Regions from separate parts of the Homo sapiens genome. Here region 2 is linked to region 1. Evidence: chromatin loops called from intact Hi-C (ENCODE). Cell type or tissue: ovary. All regions are shown on one strand. Links, peaks and the distances in the headings refer to the core of each region. The heading gives the core; the rest is flanking DNA.

Region 1 (4,592 bases), core at 1,015-3,514:
AGATAGATACTATTTGAATTCCCAGACATCCAGAGAGGTTACAGTAACTTACCAAAAATCACACAGCCACTGGTCAGTAGAGACAGAATTTGAACTCAGACACTCTAATTCTAGTAAGTAATAGAGCCAGAAAATTTAAACGCAAGACTATTTGGCTCCAAGAAAGCTCACGTTTATCCTTGATATATTCCACTAATGCACCCTTGTGCTATCCCTCCAAAGACTGCTTGCACTCTAATAGAGTCTCCAGAAACACACCGTGACTACCCAAAGGAAACAATCCCTAATTGTAGAATTTCAGGTGACCTGATGGAAATACTGGTGCAAGTGAGGGCCCCAGTTAGCATTCTCTATGTAGTGCTGCATGGTGCCATGAGCAACCCCAGTATGGATTTTATGAGAAGGTTCTGATGAGGACTAGGATGTTCAAGGGACCATCATTCAAGGAATGTTCCAAAATCCTGAATAGACATAAGATTCTAAATTTATAGGTAGAAGTAGCTGGGAATTAGCACATAAATAAAATTTCTAAAGTGAATTTGCTTCTTTTGATTAAGAGTTCCACAAACACTTGTTGCTCTACGGACTTTACATATACTAGCTCAATGGATCATCACAACTGTCCTATGGGGTAGGTATTATTATCATCCACATTTTATAGATGAAAAACTGAGGCACAAAGAGATTAAGTAATTTGCCCAAGCGCATACAGCTAGTTTCTGGTGGAGCCATCTGTGAAAATAAGTACTCTAGCTTTAGAGTCAGGACTCTTAACCACTGCCTCTTAATCACAGTATGGGGGTCATTGGATTTATCCATACACTCAAGAATTCCCATTAGATCTCTAAGTTTTAGTTATAGTATAATTAAAGATGATTTTAGAACAGAAATCTAAAACCATTTGGGGTCCTCATGAATCTAAAATTATACAGATACTTCAAATCCATTCACGAGTACAAACTTAAGAATTATTCCTATACACCTTTTAGAACTGCTATGTCAGAAACATCAGCACACTGTATGATTAAGTATTGACCTTAGTGTTCTCATGGACTTACAACACCAGAATGTTCACGGATTCTACTACATGTTGTTGGAACTCGTATCAGTTCCTGTCTATGTTTCCAATATCAAAGCCTAACAATTTACAAAATTTCATCTTCTCTGTATGATCTTTACTCCCTAAGGTGCCATGGAATGAAAGAATCCAAAATAGCACCCTCTCCCTCCACAAAACTGTGAAGCCAGTCACATCGATTGAGCTTTCCTCTTAACATTAGTTGCAAAGAAAAAAAGTAGCGCTTTTACATTTTATATATACATATATTACTACTAAACACTACAGGGAACTCCTAATTACATACATCATGGGAAATGGCCTTACATAATATTAGCCTAGGATCCTTGCATTCCTTTGGAGACTAAGATGCAGGGCTGGGGCATGAGGTATAAAAATGATTCAGAATGGTGTGCTTCTAGTTAATCATCCAGAATAAGGCTTGGACAAGTAGCTCCTTGTCCTGGGGGAAGTGAGAACCTGGGGAACAAGGGAGGTGATGGACAAAGATAAATTAGAATGAGAGAGGAAAACTACAAGAAAGGATGTTAGGCAAACTTACACATTTTGCTTCATTCCAGTGAGGGCTCTGAACTGTGATTCTCGACCTTCCTTTAGATTTTTCACCTAACCCTACCTGACAGAAAGTTATTTTTCTGATTCAGTAGTAATAACAAAATTCTCCGTCTGCTTATAGTACTAAACAAATACTTATAGTACTCAACAAGGCATATATTGTTTCATAAAAGTAGAATAGCTTTGGGCAACAGGCAAAATGATAATTTCCAATTTTTGAGCATCTCCTTTCAACTGGCACTGTTAGCCTTACTTCATTTATTTCTCACAGCATCCCTAAGAGGTAGGGAAAATTCTTATTCTCACTTTAGAGATACAGAAAAAAAAAATAAAGTACAGGAAGTTTATGTGCTCTGGCCAAAGTCACACAGCTGATACATGGTGGAGCCATGATGCAAATTCAGGTAGCATAGTTCCTGGGCCTGACGCTGAATAACTTTGCTATACTGCTTCAGGATGCAAAGAAGTTATTGAAGTGTATTACGCTGTATATTTACAGTATACGTTATTTTGTTGACATATATGTGTGTGTATTTATGGCATTATAAATGAGTTTGCTTTTCTTCAGTTTTGAGTGGAGAAGTGACCCAGCTTTCTGCCACATTCAGCCCAGAAAACGTGACCCGAATAAACCTCAGTGCTGCCCTCTAGTAGTCAGCTCCCACACTGAAAGTAAAGCCAAGGTTGTAATGACACCACGCGGCCGCAAGATGTCAATATTTTAACATTATTATCAAACTCCTCTAAGATCAATTTTTTTTAGAAATTAATACGGGTTGCCTGATTGTTGTAAAACTATGTTAGAAAATTCAGAACAGTAAAAAACAGAAAAAAATTTTTGCTTTTATTGAATCCTGTATTTTTCCAAAGTTATACTCAAACCAGGTATACAATTTTGTAAACTTATTTTTTTAATTTGACATGGAAACATACCTATGTTCTCACTAAGGGCACAGGATTTGGAGTCAAGCTGACCTGCCTTCAAACCCCATCACCATATTCCCTAGCTGTGTGACCTGAGGTTAATTACTTAATTTCCCTAAAGCCCTAGGTTTCCTCAAATGAAAGAAATTATGATAAACAGAACTATTTCCCAGCACTGTTGTGGGGATTAAAAAGAATGATGTACATTAAGTGTCGCACACGGTGGGTGCTCAAAACATGGCATTTCTTTAGACCATGCTAATCCCATGGCACTCTTGTTTTTAGAAGCTCCACTCTACATTTTATCACATATACTTTGACATGTACACACCCCATATCCCATGTCAAATAAGTATATATTTTGCTAAAAATTTGAGACGATTTTAAAATTTTGCCTTTGAAATTTATTATCAGTTATGCTTCTTAGCAGAGATTATATATACTAAAGAATTCTTACCAACTGATACAATCTAACCAACCATTTTTCCAATGTGTCAAAATTGTTCTGAACACAAAATGAAATAATCTATAAAAATGATGAGTTACATTTTTTGACATTTACTTAGACATTTATAGACTTTAATTTTGCAGTTATCTTCATATTTTGAAGCCAATAACTTTTGTCAGGCTTCAAACCCCTTTGGCAGATCCTTGGGAAGTTCATAGGTCTTAGGCATTTTCCTTGTAGTGCTCAATGGATTAAAATAAAAGAATCTGGTAAACATTATTACCACTTCACTTATGCATTATTTTATGGCTACAGAATATTTAATTTTGTATATGTTCCAAAATGTACTCAATCATTCCTCTAGTACTTAGGTTGTTTCCAAATTTTCCCTATTATAAATGATGCTACAATGCATATCATTAAATATAAACCTCTTTTCAATATAATAGGATTATTAATTTATGATAGAGTCCCAGAAGTAAAATTACTGAGTCAGAGTGTATGAATATCAGTAATGGTTCTTAACATGTATTGTCCAATGACTTTCCAAAATATTTGGACCAATTTATGCTCTCACCAATGGTCAATAAAATAAAAGTGTCCATTTTATTGCCCTGTCACCAGCTGCAGATTGTCTCAAATTTACATTTGTCAATTGTATAGGCCAGAAAAAGATATTTGGTATTAACGTCTATTTTTCTATTACTATTGAGTTATTTAAAAATTATTTTCTCATAATTTTATAAGCCATATGCATTTTCTGCTTTGTGAATCTTCTCTTTGTCTCTTTCCCTGCTTCTAAGGTCCAGTGGTAGACAGAGGATTCCCCAAAATTAGTGTCTTTGCACAGTCTTATGCAGAATCAGGTAGTTAATAATACTATATAGTGCTTATAAACTGTGCTAATACTATGGATTGGCTTGCTTCACTTCCATTACACCCCGGAATCTTCTGTACCTAAGATTTGCCATGTGGATTAGATGTCACCAAGTAGATGCACTCATATGAAGTTTGGCAGTTAAAAGTGGGCTGAAAAACTATGTGTATATATGAGGTTTTCTGCAGTGCTCATTTTCCACCTTCCTAGGTCTCAAGAGGAAGTGATGTGCTACCCCCACCAAAGTCAACAACAGCAGCGTCCCCATCTGGTTTCTAATCACTGGGTCACAGCTATTGGATGCTCTTCATCTAGATCCGTAGGTATTCAGAAACAGCTGCAGCAGCTGCAGAGGAGAAAAGAGCAGGTTTTTGATTCTGGCAGAGCTCTACTGGTGACATCAAAGATAGTAATTCCCTTAAAGTTTCAGTTCTGTATTTTTCTGGAACTACGCTTGTGAAATAGACCGTTAGACCTTCCAGCAATCTTGTAAGTACTCAGTACCCTGTTTTAAATTCCTGCCTGTAAATTGTTAGGAACTTTTTGGAACATAATCTAACTGTATATATTACAATATAAAAATATGTATACACTTTGACCTAGCAGTTGTACTTGGAAAAGTCTCTTGCACGGTAATAAAAGCATTAGCATGTGTTTTCACAAAGATATTTATTGCAGTGTTATTTTAGTGGCAGAAAACAACCTGGAGA
Region 2 (4,592 bases), core at 963-3,462, 390 kb after region 1:
AACCATGTTTCACTTTGTGAAAGAAATAAGTATAAGAAAGTCACCCTGAACCAGGGAAACCATAAACCTGTCTTTGTCCATTCCTCTGTTCTCTGCAAGTTTCCTCCTCTTCCTATCGCTAATCCAACCTCTCTGGCTGAACTTCTCACATCCTTCAATGCCCTGAAGTCCTCATTCATAACCCTTTATGCCATATTGCCCACCCTTGATCCCATGAGCTACCTTTAATTTATGCACTTACCTGTTCATCAGCATTCATTAAGCACCTAGTCTCTATGAGAGCCAAGGATTGGATCTCAGAAAGTTTCACAGAGAAGACATTGGAGCTTGGTCTTGAAAGAGAATAGGAGTTTGCTGGGGGATAAGGTTAGGAGGAAAAGGAAAGCGTTTTTCTGGGCAGAGAAACAACATCTACCAAGTCAATGGGACATAAAACTCATAACATATTTAGGGGCGCTGTAAGTAACTCAGTTACCTAGAGCATAAGAAATATCTATGTTCCCTATGTTGAAGGTGATGTTGGAAAAGTGAGCAAAGTACAAATATTGGAAGGCTGTGTGTGCTGTGCTAAGGGTTTGGATGTTATCCAACAAGCTATAGGGAGCCATTGAAAGCTTTTAGGCAGGAGATTAAAAATCAGATTTGCATTTAGAAAAGTCACTGTGACAGCAGCAGGAAGAATGGCTTGGGGAGGAAGATGACTAATAGAAGAGGGGGCTTGTCAGGACACTATTGCAATATTCCAGGTAAAAGAGAGGCCTGAGCCAGAGCAGTGGCATTGGAGATGAATGGAAATGGACAGCTGGGCACACGAGTGGGACATTTAGGAGGTAGGTGAAAAGACTTAGCAACTGATCAAATGTGCGAGATGAGGGGGAGGTTTCTGACTCAGTTGATTGGTTGGATGGGAGTGCTGTTTATTAGAACAGAAGGCACAGGGGAAATCAGGCTTGAGGGAAAAGTAATGAAACACATTTCAGACACATTGAGTGCAAAAGGGTCTCTTTCAAGACTTAGATAAACAGTGCCCGAAAGAAAGGTGAGCACCTTCTAAGTAGCTTAATGAGAAACTGCATGATTCTGTACAACTAATAAAATCAAAGATTAAGTTAATGCTACTGACTTGATTTCTTCACAAGAAGTCTGTTGTATTTAGAAATATTCATTAATTTAAAAAGCAATTTAGAAACCGACGCTTTATAAAACTGAAATGCATACAAGAGAAAAAATACATTATCGTGACCTTATTAAGTGACTGGTGTACAGCCTTTTAGCTGAATTGTATGAAATAAGTTGACCAGATTTTCCTTCTTCATTATAAAACCTTTTTACCAGAGACTTGGAGCCAACTTAATTAGCTATGCTGATGGAAAGAGGAATAGCAAAAGTAATTGAAAACCACAGATGAAAGCCATGGGCAACTCCCAGGAAAAATGGCCTGATGTAGCTCCTTGGAACCCTGCGTTGCTGAACTCACTGGCAGACACAAGTGGTCAGGCAGTGGCCTTCACAGAAAGTTCTGTGAAGAATGTTCTGGAAAGTCCACGTTTATAAGTAGGCAGCAAGAGAAAATAGCAGGAGGAAATAATAACATAATAACAATGAAGTGTAAAATTAAGATTAAAAGACCGTTCATTATTATGATCACACAGCTATTGATGGAGGTTGGATTATTTGAGAGAGCAAAGGGTGAAACTGCAATATAGTACTGAATGAGTAACTAAAGAAACAAGGACAGACCTACATATTGCATTCCTGAGTTATAACTAGATACAGTCTTAAGTTTTCACATAGCCAAAAAGAGCTCTAAAGATATCTGAAACAAGAACAATTATTTATTTGTAATTCATACCAAAAATCTAGAAGTTATACCCAATTTCTCTTTTTCCCTCCCTCCCACCTCACACTCTATGTCAGTGTGTCCTGATGATTCTGCCTCCCAAGTATGTCCTGAATCCACCTGCTTCTCCCCATCTCCTCTGTTACCTCCTTCGTCCAGGCTACCGACACCACCTGCTTCTCTACTGCAGTAGCTTCTCTACCCACCTCTACTTTTATCCCACTTCACAAACTATTCTCCACCTGGCAGTCAGAGGAATCTTAAACATTTTTAAACCAGATCATGTAATTCCCTTGCTTGAAACTCTCCAATGCTTTCTCACTATGTTGAGAAAAAAATCCAAACTCATTAAAATGGTGTAAAAAACCCTATACTTTCTGGTCTTTACCTACTTCTCCCACCTTATCTTTCATCACCCTCTCCCTCACTTGCTCAACAGCAGCCATACCCAGCTGCTTTCTGTTCCTCAAATAAACCAAGCTCTCCCCACCGTCAGGGCCTTTGCACTTGTTGTTCTCTCTGCCTAAAACCCCTTTCCCTCACATCACCATATGACTGACTCACTCTTTTTTTTTTTAATGTTTTTTCTGTCACTGTGAAATGAGTAGCAAAGTACTGTTTCTCAGGCATTCATGATCTGATCCTTTTTTTTTTTTTTGACGGAGTCTTGCTGTGTTGCTCAGGTTGGAGTGCAGTGACATGATCTTGGCTCACTGCAACCTCTGCCTCCTGGGTTCAAGCAATTCTCTTGCCTCAGCCTCCTGAGTTGCTGGGATTACAGGTGCCAGCCACCAAGCCCAGCTAATTTTTGTATTTTTAGTAGAGACAGGGTTTCACCATGTTGGCCAGGCTGGTCTTGAACTCCTGACCTCAGGTGATCCACCCATCTCGGCCTCACAAAGTGCTGGGATTACAGGCGTGAGCCACCGTGCCCAGCCCATGATCCAATTTTTATATTTCTTTATTGAAATATAATTCACATACAATAAAATTCACCAATTTGAAAGTATATAAACCCATGGTTTCTAATATATTCAAAGTTGTGAAATCATCATCACTATCTAATTTCACACTTTTCTTCACCCCAAAAAGAACCCCCAGATCTTTTAGCTATTACCCCTTATTCCTCTTCTCCTCACCAACCATGAATGTGTTACCTGTCTCCATAAATTTGTCTATTCCGGAAATTTCATATAAATGGAATCATACAATACATGGCCTTTTGTGACTGGTTTATTTCAACTGGCATAATGGTTTCAAAGGTCATGTTATAGCACAACTTCATTCCATTTTGTAGTGGAATAATATTCCATTGTACGGTTATACCACATTTTGTTTATCCACTAATTGGTTGATGAACATTTAGGTTGTTTCCACTTTTTGACAATTATGAATAATATTGCTATGAACATTTGTGTACAAGTTTTTGTATGAGCATAGGTTTTCATTTCTCTTGGGTATATATGTAAGAGTTACATGACTGAGTCATATAATAACTATACTAATATTTGTTGACTGACACACTTTTATTCAGGACTCTGCTCAAAGGGTACCTCCTCTGAGAGGCCTTCCCTGACCACTCCATCTAAACTAATTACCCATCCCCACCATCACATTACCCTATTTTGTTTTCTACGTAGCACTTTCCACTATCTAAAATAATCTTGTTTATTGTTTCAGTCTCTCCCTACTAGAACATCAACTCTACAAGGACAGAATGTTGTCAATCTTGCTCACTGCTGTGCCCTCAGTACCTACGGACAATGAGCAGCACACAGAGAATATTCAATAACTATTTGCTGACTACAGGAATTAATCTATGGCAGAAATGTTCTTTTTTCCTACCACAGGGAGTATTTACAAATCTACTAATGACTATTTTAGTGCTTTTCTATTCCTTTAATTGTTCTTTGGGAAAAGTAAAAACTCACTCATTTCAATTATAGGAAGAAATAGCTATAGCAAAGACTGTGTCGATTATTTGACTTAGATTTGCCCTTCCCATCCAACCCTTTCATCTCCACCCCAGGGATTGCAAAATTCAACCAAAACAGTATTCCTTTAGCGGCTGATCCCTAAGATTGAGAGGGATCGGGGAGACCAAGGTGGGCAGATTGCTTGAGTCCAGGAGTTTGAGATCAGCCTGGGGAACAGGGTGAAACCCCGTCTTTACAAAAAATACAAAAATTAGCTGGGTGTGGTGGCATGCAACTCTGGTCCCAGCTACCTGGGAGGCTGAGGTGGGAGGACCACTTGAACCCAGGAAGCAGAGGTTACAGTGAGCTATGATCATGACACTGCATTTCAGCCTGGGTGACAGAGCAAGACCCTGTCTCAAAAAAAAAAAAAAAAAATTAGATGAGGGTATTAAAGGAAAGAAAACTCCAGTGAGTAAAATGAGTTGTGAGATGCCCCATGTTGCAGAGTTGTAAATTGAGGGTTTCTCCTTTGAAAAATGAGGCACTCTTCAAAATGCCTAGAATTCCTTTTTTTTTTTTTTTTTTTTTTTTGAGACAGAGCCTCACTCTGTCGCCCAAGCTAGAGTGCAGTAGCAGGATCTCGGCTCACTGCAACCTCCGCCTCCCGGGTTCAAGCGATTCTCCTGCCTCAGCCTCTTGAGTAGCTGGGATTACAGGCACGCGCCACCACGCCCACCTAATTTTTGTATTTTCAGTAGAGACAGGGTTTCACCATGTTGGTCAGGCAGGTCTCAAACTCTTGACCTCGTGATCCACCCGCCTCGGCCTCCCAA

Evidence for each region. Peaks named below come from ENCODE experiments on the same cell type or tissue, not always from the same donor. Only the 100,000 strongest peaks of a DNase experiment are listed, where the experiment ranks them.
Region 2: a loop joins it to region 1, with 6 times the contacts of the local background. A loop is called at or near these places in 37 of 110 quality-filtered maps.

The regions. Positions count from the first base shown.
Region 1 is chrX:109,483,625-109,488,216 of GRCh38, forward strand. No RefSeq gene overlaps it. Among named protein-coding and RNA genes, the nearest start is that of GUCY2F, 3.8 kb to the left of the region's middle. In ovary, for the core only: a CTCF peak has its summit at 2,317; a DNase peak (open chromatin) is centred at 2,297.
Region 2 is chrX:109,878,491-109,883,082 of GRCh38, forward strand. No RefSeq gene overlaps it. Among named protein-coding and RNA genes, the nearest start is that of TMEM164, 120 kb to the right of the region's middle. RefSeq lists an enhancer at 2,407-2,486. In ovary, for the core only: no CTCF peak of the experiment used is centred there; a DNase peak (open chromatin) is centred at 2,322.